Regions from separate parts of the Homo sapiens genome. Here regions 2 and 3 are each linked to region 1. A link is an interaction called in ENCODE POLR2A ChIA-PET data of the cell type or tissue named here. Cell type or tissue: CD4-positive, alpha-beta T cell. All regions are shown on one strand. Links, peaks and the distances in the headings refer to the core of each region. The heading gives the core; the rest is flanking DNA.

The links. ChIA-PET counts read pairs that join two places held together with the same protein. Peaks named below come from ENCODE experiments on the same cell type or tissue, not always from the same donor. Only the 100,000 strongest peaks of a DNase experiment are listed, where the experiment ranks them.
Region 2: POLR2A ChIA-PET joins it to region 1 with 18 read pairs; 13 of 35 experiments call an interaction of 5 or more read pairs at or near these places.
Region 3: POLR2A ChIA-PET joins it to region 1 with 21 read pairs; 12 of 35 experiments call an interaction of 5 or more read pairs at or near these places.

Annotation. Positions count from the first base shown.
Region 1 is chr1:66,443,229-66,449,528 of GRCh38, forward strand. No RefSeq gene overlaps it. Among named protein-coding and RNA genes, the nearest start is that of SGIP1, 88 kb to the right of the region's middle. RefSeq lists enhancers at 3,353-3,402, 3,413-3,462. In CD4-positive, alpha-beta T cell, for the core only: CTCF peaks have their summits at 2,236, 2,439 and 3,386 (motif pointing left); DNase peaks (open chromatin) are centred at 2,413 and 3,353; H3K4me3 peaks cover 619 bases; H3K27ac peaks cover 1,279 bases.
Region 2 is chr1:66,240,115-66,245,114 of GRCh38, forward strand. All of the region lies in intron 3 of PDE4B (phosphodiesterase 4B), which reads left to right. Among named protein-coding and RNA genes, the nearest start is that of PDE4B-AS1, 190 kb to the left of the region's middle. In CD4-positive, alpha-beta T cell, for the core only: CTCF peaks have their summits at 2,729 (motif pointing left) and 2,937; a DNase peak (open chromatin) is centred at 2,737; H3K27ac peaks cover 268 bases.
Region 3 is chr1:66,333,731-66,338,730 of GRCh38, forward strand. The region is part of intron 8 of PDE4B (phosphodiesterase 4B); the gene reads left to right. Among named protein-coding and RNA genes, the nearest start is that of SGIP1, 200 kb to the right of the region's middle. RefSeq lists enhancers at 3,206-3,255, 3,316-3,365. In CD4-positive, alpha-beta T cell, for the core only: no CTCF peak of the experiment used is centred there; DNase peaks (open chromatin) are centred at 281, 801, 2,501, 3,061 and 1 weaker place; H3K4me3 peaks cover 3,578 bases; H3K27ac peaks cover 4,636 bases.

The sequences.
Region 1 (6,300 bases), core at 595-5,594:
TTCTCCATAGAATTTCCTTTGTACCTTCACTAGAAATCAGTTGTCTCTCTCTCTATATATATATATGTGTGTGTGTGTGTGTGTGTGTGTGTGTGTGTGTGTGTGTGTGTGTGTAGTTTATTTCTGGACCCTCTATTCTGATCCACTGATTTACTTGCCTATCTTAACACCAATACCATATACTGTTTTGATGACTGTAACTTTATAAGTCATTTTTTTAACTTTTAAGTTCAGGGATACATGTGGAAGTTTGTTACATAGGTACACTCATGTCAGAGGGGTTTGTTGTATAGATTATTTCACCACCCAGGTGTTAAGTCTAATACCCATTAGTTGTTTTTCCTGCTCCTCTCCCTTGCCCCACTTTCTACCCTTAGGTAGGCTCCAGTGTGTATTGTTCCCCTCTATGTGTCCATGCGCTCTCCTCATTTAGCTCCCACTTATAAGTGAGAACATGAGGTATTTGGTTTTCTGTTCCTGAGTTAGTTTGCTAAGGTTGATGACTTCCAGCTCCATCCATGTTCCTGCAAAGGACATGATCTCATTCTTCTTATGTCTGCATAGTATTCCATGGTGTGTACGTAGCACATTTTCTTTATCTAGTCTACTATTCATGGGCTTTTGCATTGGTTCCATGTCTTTGCTGTATAATGTCTTGAAATCATGTAAGGCTACTCCTCCAACTTTGCTCTTCTAATTTTGTTTATTTTTGAGACAGGGCCTCCCTCTATTGCCCAGACTGGAGTGAAGTAACATGATCATGGCTCACTGCAGCCTTGACCTCCCAGGCTCAAGTTTGCTCTTCTTTTTCAAAGTTGTTTTGGCTATTCCAAGTCATTTGCACTTCCATTTGAATTCTATAATCAAATTATTAATTTTCACAAAGCCCTGCTCTGGAAGTCCATCAGGCTCCTCTTGTGTTCCTCCTCCCTGGTCACACCTGGACTTCCTCAAGGCAATAAGCTCTGGCAATGGCTTCAACTTGCTTGCTTCAGGTGTCACTGTCCCTCATTGCCTGATGTCTAGAAACTTCAAAAACTCTTTCACGTATTTTTTTTTCTTTTGTTGTTATTGTTGTTGTTTCAGGCAGGAGGATAAATTCAATCCCTGCTACTCCACCTTCCCTGAAAGTAGACTCGTGTTCACATTTTTCGAAGTATCCTTATATTTTAGATTAACATATTGAGTGATGTACAGATAAAATGACAAGACATCTGGAATTTGCTTTAACATACTACTGACATCTGAAAGTGTGGGGGGCCTAGATGAAACACAATTGGCTCCAAGTTGATAACTCTTCATACTGGGTGATGGGTAAAATGGAGATGAAAGAAAGAGAGAGAGAGAGAAAGAAAGGAAAGGAAGAAAGAAGGAAGGAAGGAAGGAAAGAAGGAAGGAAGGAAGGAAAGAAGGAAGGAAGGAAGGAAAGAAAGTTGGTGTGAGCTTAAAATTTTCCATAAAACAGTTTTCAACATAAAGATCTTGATACTACTGCCTAGCTCAAGGGATTGTTGTGAGGATTAAATGTGGAATTGTATGTAAATTGCCTAGAACTATGCTTAGAACTTAACGAAGAGTAGCTATTAATACTACATAATTGTATAAAACCAACTACCAAATATATATTAAAGAAGTCTGATAAAAATTTCTCCTGAAAAGAGATAACCCTTTAGCTAAGAATGAATGCAGGTCTCTGCTCACCCCCACCACCTTCCTATTCCCTCCCGTGGTGCTGTCTTTCTAATGTCACCCTGAGCTCTGGCTGCCTGGCCCAAATAAGTCAACACGTCAGCATCAGGAAAGAGGTATTTGGAGAAGGATTAGAGAGACAATTTTAAGCTCATACAAACTTTTCTTCTTTCTCTCTTTATTTCTCCCTCCCTCCCACCCTTCTCCCTTCCCTCCCCTCTCCTCCCCTTCCCTCCCCTCCCCTCCCCTCCCCTCCCCTCCCCTCCCCTCCCCTCCCCTCCCTTTCCTTTCCTTTCCTTTCCTTTCCTTTCCTTTCCTTTCCTTTCCTTTCCTTTCCTTTCCTTTCCTTTCTTTTCCTTTCCTTTTTTTTTCTGTGCATTAGTTCCTTCAGGGAGTCTCCCAAACCCACCAACACTAAATTTGGTACCTTTTCTCTGAATTTTCCTGGCACTCTGTCCCTCCTACTGTCAAAGCACTTAAATAGGGCCTGGTAGCTCTCTAGTTTGGAACCTCTCTCCCAATTCCTAAGATTTCCTTACATTTGTTTCCATATCCTTAGAGCCCAGCACATAGTAGACACTCAAAGCATGCTCGTGGAGCTGTTTAACTTCATGGTCCCACCTGTCCATCTTTGCGACCCTCTTCTCTATGTGCTTTGTTTCTTCCTCTGTGGGCTTTGTTCCTGCCTCTGTGGGCTTTGTTCCTGCCTCTGTGCACAGCCTGCTGGGGTGACGCTTTCCTGTTTGAGAGTCTTGACATTCAGTTTCTGTTTATGTACTTACTCAGGCTCATTATAAGAACTGGCTCTTTTCTTTTTCAATTAATTGCACTGCCATGAAAACTCTGTCTCTCCAACCCTTCTCCAAATACCTCTTGTTGCTGTGTTGAGTTATTTGAGCCAGGCAGCAAGAGCTCAGCAAGACAGTAGAAAGACAGAACCAGGAGAGAGAAGAGGAGGGTGCTGGAGATGAACAGAGACTGCAGGGGTCTCCTTTCAGGCTGGTCCAGAGCCCCACATCTCTTAGTATGCACTCAAGTAGACCAGGGTGAAAAATTCAATCATGAAAACGAAAGAACTTAGAACCACAAATGTGAGGGCTAGGAGGGGCATCAACATAACTGAACCTTTCATACTTGCTCCAATCACCAAACACACATGTGCACACACATGTGCAAATGCACGCACACACATGCACACACCTTGTCAGCTGGACTTGTCTCTGAAGTTTCCTTAGGTCATTGTGGAACAAGAGAACAATTTGAAAATCACCGGCCAAGTTGGATATTTTTAATTTGAGGAAAGGCACAGAGATGTTGAGTCTGGTATCCAAATCTCACAATTTCTGGTTTCTTTTCTTTCCATTAATTAATCTACACTGCCACCTCTGACCAAAACAACAACAACCATGCTCCATAGATGTATCTGCATTCTGGATGTCACAGCCATAGAAATCTTCCCAGTGTGAATCAAATATTAGTAGACGTGTTGCTGGAAAAATCACAGCTTTCAAGAATGAATCTGAAAGATTTCAAGCTTTTCTCAGAAAGAAAAGGCCGCGTGATATCCAGATTGAGATTATTTGAAAAGCTGAGACTGGGGAGATGAATCTTCTGCTTGGAAGGCCAGAAAACAACGAAGGCCATTTTGTGTGCCTGAGAGAGAGAGAAAGTGGTTTTACACCACCATCTAGTGGTAGAAAGCAATACTGTCGCTAAAGCTCAAAAAGGGTTCATGATTTTTTTAATTCAACCGACAAGGATTTATTCTAAAGTCTCTGATTTGTCAGAGCTTATACTAGACACTGGGGATATAGCAAATGTTAATTACAAAAATCCATATACCAATTTCAGAAATCTCTCTCCCCCTGTTATTCTTACAAGCATCTCTAGTCTGCGGTCTTCACTACCAGGTCCCTCTCACTCCTGAATCTGTAATCCAAAGTGACCCTCAGACAGCTCAGATACCAGAACATAGAGACCTCTTAAACGCCAAGCTCCTGATGTGGACATTTCTGGGGAAGGGGAGGCTTTCACAAGTTCTCCTTGAATGATAACCATTCAGTTGCTATCAGTCTGAGAATGCAAATATATGTGCTTTCTTGAGTCTTGGAGAATGAGACATCAAGATTCAGGTCATTCTCATGGAATTTTGGAGAAAGATTCTTATGATGGAATAGGACATTATATGATGTCTTGAAAAGGACAGCCTATGATGTTCAGGGCTCAAAAAGTATCTGACCTATAATCCAATGACCTATAATCCAATGATGAATTACACACACACACAATAAACATAATTTTAATGCATTGTTACACTTATTAAAAAGTGAGGGAAAACTTCTGAGGCTCTAAGAGTTAAGTAAATAATAACAGAAGCAATGAACTACAACCTGAGCAGGCAGCCGTAGCAGTAAGCAAGTGAGCAGAGGAGGGAGTTATATGGTGGGATTGTCTGGAAATAAATACTTACATTGCTGCAATCAGCACCTCCAATATAGGTTATTGGATTCTTACAGATTGTATTCCATAAAATATAGCTCATAACGAAAACAGAAAAACCAAAACCAAAGAACACACAAGGAGCACATGAGAGACAGCAGAAATAATACATGAAAGATTAGACTTTCAAAGACCAGATATTGGAGTGATCCGAAAAAGAATGTGAAATGCAAACCAAAAATAAAATTCTAAGTCCCCCCAACCAACTCAATGGACCCCTCCTGTCAGCCAAGGGGATTCCAAAGAAACATAAAATACTAGTTCCAGCCATGATGCGAAGGGCAGGGGAATTGGACATGCCTCATTACACCCTCCTCTCTTTGGAATTCAGGCACAACTGTCCAGCATTAAAATTAAAACAGAGATCTCAAGACTGACAAAACAGACTCTGGTAACATTAAGATACCAACTTCCAACCTGACTCAAGCATAGCATCACATGACAGATAGCAGGGCCTGAAAGAAACAAAAGTATTTTACCCCAAATTATAATTCTTTGCCATATTTTGAAATGGCCCTGCAAAGCTGTCTCCTGTGGGGAAAATTTACATTCTGCAGAGAATCCCCTTCCCTTTCCAGGTATTTTTCTGACCCTGAAGGGATTAGATGAGAGTTTAGCATTTTTAAAGGTATGAATAGGAAATATTAGAATATTAGCCATTTATTACTTCTAAGAGCAGCTGCCTATGAGACTTCACCTACATAATAAGAACTGTGGTCTCCACATCACCTTACGTTAACCCAGACACTCCTTTCTGTTGATTCCAGGTCTTTAGATAATAACTAACTCTTTCAACAAATTGTCAATCAGAAAATCTTTGAATTCATCTATGACCTGTAAGCCCCCACTTCAAGTTGTCTCACCTTTCCAGACCAAAGCAATGTATACCTCATATGTATTGATTGATGTCCTGTGTCTCCCTAAAATGTATAAAACCAACCTGTAACCCAACCACATTGGGCACATGTTCTCAGGACCTCCTGAGGCTGTATCATGGGTCATGGTCTTTGCATTTGACTTAGAAGAAATCTCTTCAAATATTTTACAGAGTTTGGCTTTTTGTCAACAGAAACAACCATGTGTAAAAGGTCAAAAGAAATGGAAAAGGAAATTTTAAAAAAGCAAGAAAAACAGAATGTGAAAACTGGGCTGGGCGCAGTGGCTCATGTCTGTAATTCCAGCACTCTGGGAGGCCAAGGTGGGAGGCCTTGAGCCCAGAAGTTTGAGACCAGCCTAGGCAACATGGTGAGACCCCCATCTCTACAAAAAAAACACATTCAAAAAATAAATACAAAAGTTTAAAAACCAATATGGCAGATTTTAGAAAGAACTAAATAAAACTCGTAGATTTCAAATACACACCCGGATCGCAATGGCTGAATGAAACAGCAAATTAAACAAAGATGAAAAGACTATTAGAGAGTTGGAAAATATAACTTGAATAAATTACCTATAACACAGCCCAGAGATATAAAAGGATAGTATATCCAAACAGATGATCAAGATACATAGATGAGATGATGGAAGCAAATTCTAACGCAACTAATTTGGAGTTACAGGAGTAAAAGTTGGTGCACAAGCAGGAGGAGGGCTTGCAAAGCAGCAGTTAGGAAGGTAGGGCGAGATGGTGAGCTGAAATGATCATGGTGGTTATGACGATGATAAAAAAACTGAGGATTCTGAGGTTAATAGCCATTTTCACTATTTTTAAAGCACATCCCACAAGGAGTAGAGCTGATCAAATGATAAAATGAAAGAAAATACACAAGAGAGTTGCTGCTATTTTTAAACGATGAAACTGAATGAAATGGTGTTTGGGAGGAAGCAAAAACAAACTTAAAAATATACAATCCATAGTGATGGACTTGGGAACATAGGATCAAGAATGCTTTGTACACTTTCTTCTTTGTTTTCTAAAATTTCTACAATAAATAGGTAGACAGGGTCTATTGCTTAGGATTGCAAGCTGTATTAGGTTTGCATGGGAAGAAAAAAATGATTTCTCTGTACCCTTCAGGTTCTTTGGCTGAGCCATGAATTAAATTGACATAAGGCATATTAACAGGTGAAAAATAATTTGAATTGTGTATGTATGCACAGGAGTCCCACAAA
Region 2 (5,000 bases), core at 1-5,000, 200 kb before region 1:
AACTTTTAGGGGTTGATTAGGGTACAGGGCAAGAGATGACTGAGTATCACCGTATCACCCACAGTCAGTCTTGTTGAAGTTCGTCTGTGCTGTCTGTGGTGGGTATCAAGGGGAGTTTATAAAAATTCCTTGGTCCCAAACCATTCATTTGTTCATTTGTTTATTCATCAGACGTGATAGGCATGGCCCTTAGCACTGGGGTTAAAAATAAGAAAAAGATTCAAACCTAAGTATCATCTGACTCAATTCTTTAAAGTATAGAAATGAGGATAGGAAGGAACTAAAGGACAAGTTTTACCACTACCTGTATCTGATCTTAACTCAAATGACACCGCCTGAGAAAGGTGGATGGTGTTTCCCGGTGAAGTGCAATAGACAACCTACATGGCTGGATAGAGCGGACCTGCTGACTACCCAAACTAAAGAAACATTATTCCCTTTGTCTCTATCACACTACTATGTTTTATTTTCTTCATGGTATTTCTCACTATCTGAAACTATCTTACTTTCCTATTTGTTGTCTATCTTTCCCTCAGGGACCTTGTTCCATACACTGCTGTATTCTCAGGCGGAGAACAGTGCCTTGTTTCATAGTGGGTGCTTGCTAAATATTTGTTGAGTAAATGAATGCTCATCACCATTAACATAAAACCACACTTGATAACCAACATTTTTTCTATCTCCAAAATGTCTGCAAGTTGTCTAATCTTGTACCTCAGGGATCTACCTCACAACTTCATTTCTGTGGGAAAAGACTGAGGTGTGGGGGGCAGGATACAGGGAGCCCCTGTTTCATTTCAGTTAGTTCCCCCACAGAGCTGGAAGTAGAAGCCGGATCCCTAGAATCTCAGAGCTCTTCAGCATTCCTGTGCTACCTCTGGTTGAGCCTTTCTGTGGAGAAAGCAGTTTTGGATTACTGCCATGAATGTAATTTTCAAAGGCCCTGGAAGAAGAGAAAGCAATGGAAGCTGCTTCTAGACTTCAGATGAGCTGAACATCAGAGTTCGTCTTCCTAGTCTGTGGAAGGGAAGTCATAGACTTTGGAACTGAATTCTTATGGCATAACTGTAATATTCTGCTGTAGCTGTGGCCAGAGGAGTTCTGCCTGCCTTCGTCTAGGTCGTGGGCTCTATATTAGGCTGGCTGTGTTTTTCACAGCTTAGTCCTTCATTAGAAATTAGGACTGGCTGCAGCCTGCAGTGACTAATTATAGAAAGATGGGTCATTGTCATTGTGGGTAAAAACACATGTGCCTGTTAAACTTCTCTGTCTATAGGGATCAGATAGTACATTTGAAGTGATAGCCAATATAATCACTTAAGTAAATGGATAAATATTTATTTGTTTTTATTAAAATGATAGACAAGCATTTGAAGACATTCATTTCTTTTTCTTTTTTTTTCTTTTTGTGAGACTGAGTCTCACTCTGTTGCTCAGCTGGGAGTGCAGTGGCGCATCTTGTCTCACTGCAATCTCCGCCTTCCAGATGCAAGTGATTCTCCTGCCTCAGCCTCCCGATACAGTTAGTTTCTGAGTACAACCGAGGAGAATATTTTCCAATAGAAATTTTAAGAAACACAGCATTTTTTCATGACTATGCCTACCCCCACAACACACACACTCTATACAGAAACATACACCTTATTATAGAAACATTTTCTGTAAGCAAAAACTCCTAGGACGGAGTTCCTGGGATACTGAAGGGAGAATGCGGAAAGAAGAACCTAGTGACTCCCTTTAAGAGCTCCACTGAGGTCATCACCTGCCAGAGGTTTTAATCCAAATGAAACTGGCTTTTTGTCAGATGCGAGAAAAAACTATAAGATCTTTGCATTCATTTAACAAATATTTGTTATGTGCCTTTTGGTGTGATACTCAGCTCTAGGCCCTGGGACTACAAAACTAAATGAAGGCTTCATTCCTGCTTCAAGGAGGTCACCATCTGGTGGAGTGAGAGAGATAAGTAAACACAAGAGTATAGTCTAGCATGGCCGGTTCTGGAATCAAGGAGTCTAAGGGGACATCTGAGGGGTCAGGGCACAGATTGTAAGGTGTAATGAAAAGAGGTCACACCTTAGCAGTTTTCAAATGAAGCTTCACATTTTTCAAATGAAGCTTCACATTTTGGATCCTCCATTTTCTCTTCTTTGAAATGAGGCAAAAAGAATTAGCCTGCCAGAGTTGTTATAATTCAATGATATAAAAGAGACTCAGTGAGTAATTTCTAAGAAAGAAAAGCAAAATTGAGACAGCAAGAGCTCTCTCCCAAAAGGCAGTGAACCATTCTGCGGACCTGTGGATTTGAATCTCTTTTGTGGAGTTTGCAGTCTTTCTAGCGGGTTATTTGTTAGAATAAGCCAAAGAGGTTCACCTAGAGAATGACTAAGTTGCGAAAGAAAAATCTCCTCTGGTTCAGAAATGAATTATTCCTAGGATGTTGCTTCATGAGTCTTTGTTACAGAAATTGGAGTTTGTGCAAGTAATTGGGGATCAGGAAACAACCACCCTGGGGACAATTGCAGGCAATTCTGCGACCACCTGGCTTAACTTGAATTCTAGGAAGTAGAGCTTCTCTTAGGTTAATCAAAGGTTTCATGGTACACCTTGTGGCTCTTTTCTTTATCCCTGATTTTTCCTCCCAGGCTTATGAATAAGGCTTCAGTTATGTTTCTCCCTCCAAAATTGCCAGCAGCCCCACCTGCTGGGCTTGGAGGCTGGGGCCTGCAGCCTAAGGACAGTGTGGCAGTCTGCTGCCATCTGCTGGCTCACGTGTCACCAGCTCAGGGCTGGCTTTGCAAGGATTCCCCAGGAATAGAAACCACCAGGAGAATAACTGTGGGCCAGAGAACGTTCCTGCTCATATTGAAAAATGAAGAGATGAGAAGATGGCAGACACAAGCTGGTATAAGAAGGCTTTTCTCCTCCTGCGAGTTTGTGTAAAGATGTGACCATCTCAAACAGCTAAGCCAGTGATATTTCTATGCAGATTTGTTTTGCTCAGGGAGAACATAGCAGTGCTTTCTAAAAAATGTATCTTATTTTATTTAGATCACTGTCTCACAAGGCCGAACAAATAAATTAATGACACATCTCTGTAGATTCATTTAAAGGAAACAGCAGAAACACAAGGCAGTGGGGTCTGAGGTGGGTATAGGGAAGCAGAAAGAGGGGAGGGATTGGAGAAACATTTCGCAGTAAGTTATAGTATATTTTAGTTGGTTCTGTCCACATTTTTTGAAGACCTACTGTTTACAAGGCTCTGACCCAGGTGCCTGGGATACAAGAATGAGTAATACTTAGTAATACTGAGTCCCTTCTGGCTTGGAGATAACAATGTATTGGGGAGCAGTAAATAAATAGAGAATTAAAACAGAATTGCAAGTACTGTGATAAAGTACTATGGTAAAGGAATCTAGGAGAGCACAGAGGAGGAGCATGTGTCAAAATCAAACTGGACTGCAGTGTCAGAGAGCGCATACTCTGGGAGATGGCATGAACTGAATTTTGAAGATACTAGCTCAATGGAGACTGTAATGGGAAAGACATTCCAGTTATGGGAAGCACCACTTCTCATACAGCCCATCACCCACCATCACTGCCTGGAAGAGCTGAGAACACTAGATACAATGCAAGAGAAGGCTGTTAAAACATTAGGTCTCAGATGAGCAATTGATTCAGTCCAGGGATATTGGCAGAGGCAGGGAGAAGAAGGCAGATCCAAGTGAGCAGGCAACATAAATAATCTTGAAGATCAGAGAGCAGGGCTTGGCAGGGTCTTTGGACCCAGGGAAAAGGCCACTTTCAATGCCGTGTATATATGGGCAACCCCTTCCAGGCAGGTATAAGTCACAATCAAATATTCAGAAACTTGTGAGTAACTTCCTGTCTTAATCTATCTGAAACTTCTGTGTGACCTCATTTAAATGTTGAAGTAGCTACAAGCTCAAAGTTATCAACTGCAACATTATTCAGAATTGCAAATATGAAGAGTGAAAGTAGAGAAAATGCTTGAGAAAATTGTGATACAGCAACTGAATGAAGCAGCTCATGGAAAATGCTAATTCTGAAAACTGTAGCACATAACAAATACTTGTGAAAAAAATCAAGATCCAAACCTGCAGGAGAAAAAATATTCAGAAGAGAAAAAAATAAACTGCTAGTAATGATGTTGTTCTTTTCTCTATTGTCTACGTTTTATATAATATTCTTATATTTCTTTTATAATGATTTTTTTAAAATATAAAGCAGCCTAAAGGTGAAATATGTGTCCTGATGAAGGCAGAGGCAAAAATTACCCTAAACAAATAATGGCCCTATTTATGTGTTTGTTTCTGCTACTGTAGATTCCATTTTCTTCCTAATTGTATTTCAGTTTGTGTGGTATATTCATTTTGCTTATTAAGCCTGTCCTCAGCCTTCCCTTTGCCCACACCCCTCCTCACTCCCTGGATCTGTGGGACGTATTGTGATGTCTGCCCGCTAATTTTGCTGTGACTGGGGCTGGTGTCTGGTTGGTGATTCATGTTTGTTCCAAAGTTGTACATCTGTGTTGGTTGCTTTGAAGCAGTGCCCCAGGGAATATGAAAGGCCATTTGTCTCCCTAAGACTGCTTCTTTGCATCAGAGACTTCTTCCCTGGCTTCGTTTAAATTCCAGCAAGCTCTCCTGAGTTTAAGTAGGGTAAGAAGGAAAGAAAACAAAAGCAAACAGGGGCATCATGGAGAGATCATTGGAGTCAGGGTCTAACCCCAGTTTACCTGGCATAAGTGAACTTCTTGGATTCTAATACTAGGGACAGAATGCCTATGACACTCATTTTAAGGGTAATGCTTTGTGGACTTACCCTCTGCCCACTAGGAATGCCTTTAGCAAAAAAGAAGGCAGAATGAGCCTTGGTGGAAACCCTGAATGGAAAGAGTTCTAAGAGCTCGGTGGGCATACCCACTTGGCACCTGCTCTAAGATTTTAGCACAGATACACACAGCAGTGGTATTCATAATA
Region 3 (5,000 bases), core at 1-5,000, 110 kb before region 1:
ATCTGCGCAGAGGAAGCAGTGTGTCCTCAGGAGATCCTGAAGGAGGGGAGGGGGGACTCTTCCTACTTGGAACTCTTTGTTTATTGGTTAATGAAAGGGCAAAAATAAGTCCCTTTCTAAAATTTTAGTTTAGAGTTTAAGTTGGAAGGGAAAAAAAAAGAAAAGAACACATTTGAGGATTAACTATTTATTGACTTTTCTCTGAAGTTCTCAATTGAAGGTTAAACTCAGGGATTTTCCAGGCTGGGGTAAAACTCAACCAACTGCTTCCCCATGAGGAGGGCTTTGCTGTGTAACTTCTCCAAATCACACTGGGACTCCATGTAGAAGGACTTTCACAAGGCTTGAGCCTACTTTGGAGCATTAGCAGACACTCTGTTCCCTGTATTTTGTGGTAATTGACGGCTATGCAAGATGTAGATCCAACATTTATGGGGTAGTTTTTCAACAGCTTTCACCATAGAGAACATGGCAAACTTCAATAGTCACCAAAATATACTAACTAGAGTCACCAAGATAAAGCAGGCAATTAACTCCAAGAAGAGAAAAAGAGTACCCCCTGAGAAACTACAAATTGCCATTAATTTTCATTTTGAGTGTCAATATGCTGTAGTATTCTAATCCCATTCATGCCTAGAGTGCTGGAATTAGACATTGACTGTCTTGCAAATTTATTAAAAATAATCTTATTCAGCATAGTAGTTAGTAAGGCTCTGAGACCAGGCACTCTGTAGACACGGGTGAGGATTCCAATCCCTCAGGCTTCCGCTCCTCCTTTATGGTGTTGTGTGCAGGAAGCAATGAAAGTTGAATAGAGCTAACCCTAACAAAAGGGCTAACCTTCAATGCTGACACAGTTAGCTTAAGTAAAAAGCATGCAGCCTCAGTCATTTTCTAGTTCTACAGTGGAAAGGTTGTCAGGGAAAGCAATTATTTAGTGCATGAATGATGCCCAACTGACAGCTAAGATTAATTTTTAAAAATATCTCTTTTTACTTTACTACCTTTAAAAAATTATTGATTATTCAGATAATTGTCTCAGGTTAAGCTTGAGCATAACATGCACCATGACACATATGATATAAGGCAATGAGGCCAGGGAGTGGTGGCTCACGCCTGTAATCCCAGCACTTTGGGAGGTCGAGGCAGCACTTTGGGATTGCTTGAGCCCAGGAGTTCGAGATAATGCAATGCAAACATTTTTGTGGCCACCAGAAAGAAATTGATCTACACCAGTTCTTTGGGAACTGAATTATCCATGGCAAAAAAAAACTATATTCCATATTCAGTTTTCAATGTTGCTGAAATTATCTGAGATTTCCATCCAAGTTGACATCTTAAAACTTTATCATGATCATCACTCCCTTTACTATGTAGTCTTATTTGGCCATATTTTGCTTACCCTTATCAACTAAGGAGCCAGTGTAAATCTCTGAGTTGCAGATCTGGAAGTGATGTGAAGAAATGTTATAGAGGGAGTGTACTTATCAGTGGTATCCACTACATTTTTGCAAAAACTCTGTGTTCCTAGTTCTGTTTCAGCTACGTGGCCACTAAGTTTTGTTTGCAATGTCTGATCTTAAGAACAGCGATAGGTGAAATTGTGTTATGCTGAGGGGTATTTGGGAATTACATAAGTGCAGTCTACATGCAACTGGTAGAGAGTTAACTGTGTTTGGTGGAGGAAAAGCAAGCATCTTTCATCTTTACTTCATCTAGGTAGGGTTGTGCTTTTTTAGTTTGTTTGTTTTCCTTAATCCTTTAAATTTTGAAGAAAACTGAGTGATTCAAATCTCCTAAAAGACTTTCTCAAATGTACTTCATAGCCTAGAGAGTTAGCTAAGAAACATCGTCCTCTGTTTGGCCCAAATTTCTCTGATCCCTTAATGCTGGCCACAGTCCAGATGGAATTCCAGAATTTTAGAGAATGGTGCTGCCAGGTAGGTTAGTCTTGTAAATTATTTTCCTCCAAGAATTACTAGAAGATGGAATAAGTTCAGCAGAAGTTTTACAAGGCAATGGTATTGTTATTTAAGATGAAAAGGATGGCTAGTGAACCTCCTGCCAGCTGCCCAAATTCGATTAGACATGTTAGAGCTAGCCGTTTTGCTTAACAACAGATTGCCTTCTTAGAATTGTTCATTAATTTTGTGTTTCAATTTTCATCACCTCCTGAATTAGAAGAATTGTCTTACACTTCAGCAAAATGCATCAGAGCATGAGTTCCTCAGTGGCAAAACAGTCAGATGTTTTGAAAACAGGATGCTTTGGCTCTCCATTATAAAAAGAGGAACGGAAAGAGAAACAGTATAGAAAGGAAGAAAGCAAATAGCCTCAGCAGGGTCCCCAGCCCAACAACGGCATAAACAGTGACCTATCTTCCTGACCTTCACTGTGGCTCAGTTCCTGACCTCGTGTCACCAAAGCCAACCAACGTCATTAGAGGAGGATAGGAGGAATGGCGCAGCTGCTGTGAGGGTGACTACAATTTCCTGTCTCCTTCCTGACAGACGCAGTCAGTAAAGTACAGGGTTGCAACAACAGTGGCTGAGGAAGGACCAACCCAGAACAATCCCAGGGAGGCGTAATTGTGACTGGCGGGGAATGGGGAGGTGTTCCTTCCCTCATTGTACTGAGAAACCTAGTCTTTCACCTAGAATTTTCAGGTGAAAAACGTCAAAAGGGTCATTCTTACCCAGAATGCTAAATGTTTTTCAAAAGATGAACATACTGTGGTATTCAGAAAAGCTATATTCAAGCAACTAGTCACTGTCTTCACTTCCCCCACAAACGCCCTCCACTGTCCTTTTCATTCTCCATTGGTTTGGCTCTGGGGCTGTTTTATATGCAGAACAAAGGTTGGGTGCTGCTGGGTGAAAATGGATATTCTGTTGTTGAAGAGTGGCCCTGTGTATTAGTACTTTTTTTTTAGAATGAAGCATTAGGACTTAGCACTTGAGTAAATGTTTGCTAAGATAGAAATGGAAGATAGATGGTCCTTCTTCTCTTAAGGCATTGTGAAGTCGGCTACAGATAACCATCATGAGGAAGTGAGTCCTCCTGGCTATGCAGGCTTATTTTTCCAGTTCTTCAGGTGCAGCCATACTACAGTACTAAACATGGAGCACAAAGGCAACTAATTGCCAGTGCTCTTGGGTTTGCAGGATAAAGTCACACTATTCTACCAGGCCCCGAGCCAGCTGGGAATTAGGCTGCATGACACTGGATGGTGATCATGACAGGCTGATTGCCCTAATGAGGGGTGAACCATTTTGTATTTAACTAAATAATCAATAACTATGGAAAATGCCAGCTCCTGCAGAACTGACAGGAAATAGATCTTACTGGCCAATGGATTCATCTTAGAACTCTGTAAGAGAGAGGGTAGACAGGCGCTCAGTCCTTGAAAGGAATATTCATGCCACTTTTGCCTAAAATGTAATGATATGATTACAGCAGTGCCGCCCTTAGCATAAGATGCATCCATTTGCTGGGCCCTGTGCTGTAATCAGAGGGCCTTAGCCTGGCCTTCCTTCTGCTGCCCTCCACCCAAGGAAGTAAGGAGTTGGCCGGGCCAAGGGAGCAGCTTTGCTCCCCTCTCTAAACTACATTTTGCATCTGCTGGACCCCCACATTCTCTGTCCAAATGGCTTTGAACCCACTTCCCGGCCACACAAGCCTCTTCCTGGGATGTGCTGCAGGCATACACACCCTTAGGCCTAAGGAGTTTAACCAAGAGGCAGCAATGAGAGGTGTGAAGAGACTTGTGTAGGAGGAACTTGGGTAAGCAGGCTGCGGTCCAGGGCTCACGACGGCTGCTCACAGGTCCCTGGAGATGGAAGGACATGGGGAAAGAGGAGGGCCAACCCATATCCAAGGAGTTCAAGAATTCTAAATTCAACCTGACCTTCCAGGCTGTTATGGAGGGATATCTGTCAAGGTAAAGGAGATAGCTCAATGTATATCTTTGTATATTTAGACTTACAGTGTGTGGCCCCACACATGTTAGAGGTGACCCTGGATTAGAGGGCAGAATAGAATTAAAATCAGTTCTGGTAGCCAGGTGGGCACTCACACATTTTTTTGGTTCAACTTTTCTCTCTTTACTGCTCAGATTTATATAGACTAAATTATGGAGGGAGCAAAATAAAGTGAAAAGAGCCTAGGAATAAGCCATGAGTTTGAGTTCTAGCCCTGCCTTTACTTAGGTATAGTAATATAGACAATAAAACTATTTGGAATCTTTCCATATTCTCTTCTATAAAACAAAATAATTGGAAAAGACCCAGCTCTTCAGTTTATTGATTGAATAATATTAGTAAACAACAGAACTACCTTTACAGGTGTATGCAAACATTGTGCTAAGCTCTTTACCTCATTCTGTAATCAATATTCACAGTAACACTTTGAAATAGGTACTGTTATTATTCCTGCTTTACAGATGAGTAAAGTGAGGCATACAAAGTTGAAATAACTTGCTTAAGGTAAATCATAGAGCCAGGATTCATATCCAGTCCATCTGACTTACCATCAATGATCCCAATGAGGCATATAAAGAAAGAAAAAAGTTTAGAGTTATTTAATAATTCTTCTAAGGGGATTTTGGATTGGTTGGTGGGTGATCTTGTTCTTTCAACTGTGGCAAGCATTATTAGTGAGGCCTAGTTCAAATTTATATTCTGTAGCTACCATACTCACAGCCTCTAGGATGGCCATTAATTGCCCTAAGCTCAGTCTTCTTGCCTGGGAAGCAGTGTAAGGGGAAAGAGCAATCGCAATTATAGAAAATGGTTATAAAGTGCTCATAAAAATGCAAATAATAGTATTAAACTAATCCATTGCCTATTTCAGATCAATTTGCTCACTTCACTATCTGTTTCTTAAAATTCTCCAACATAGCCTAAGATAAGATAGTAAAGGTCTGTTCAAAGCACTGTAGACTAACCCCAAATTCCCTTTTTCCCTGCTTCTCAAAATAAAAAGGGAAATAGAGATAAGCT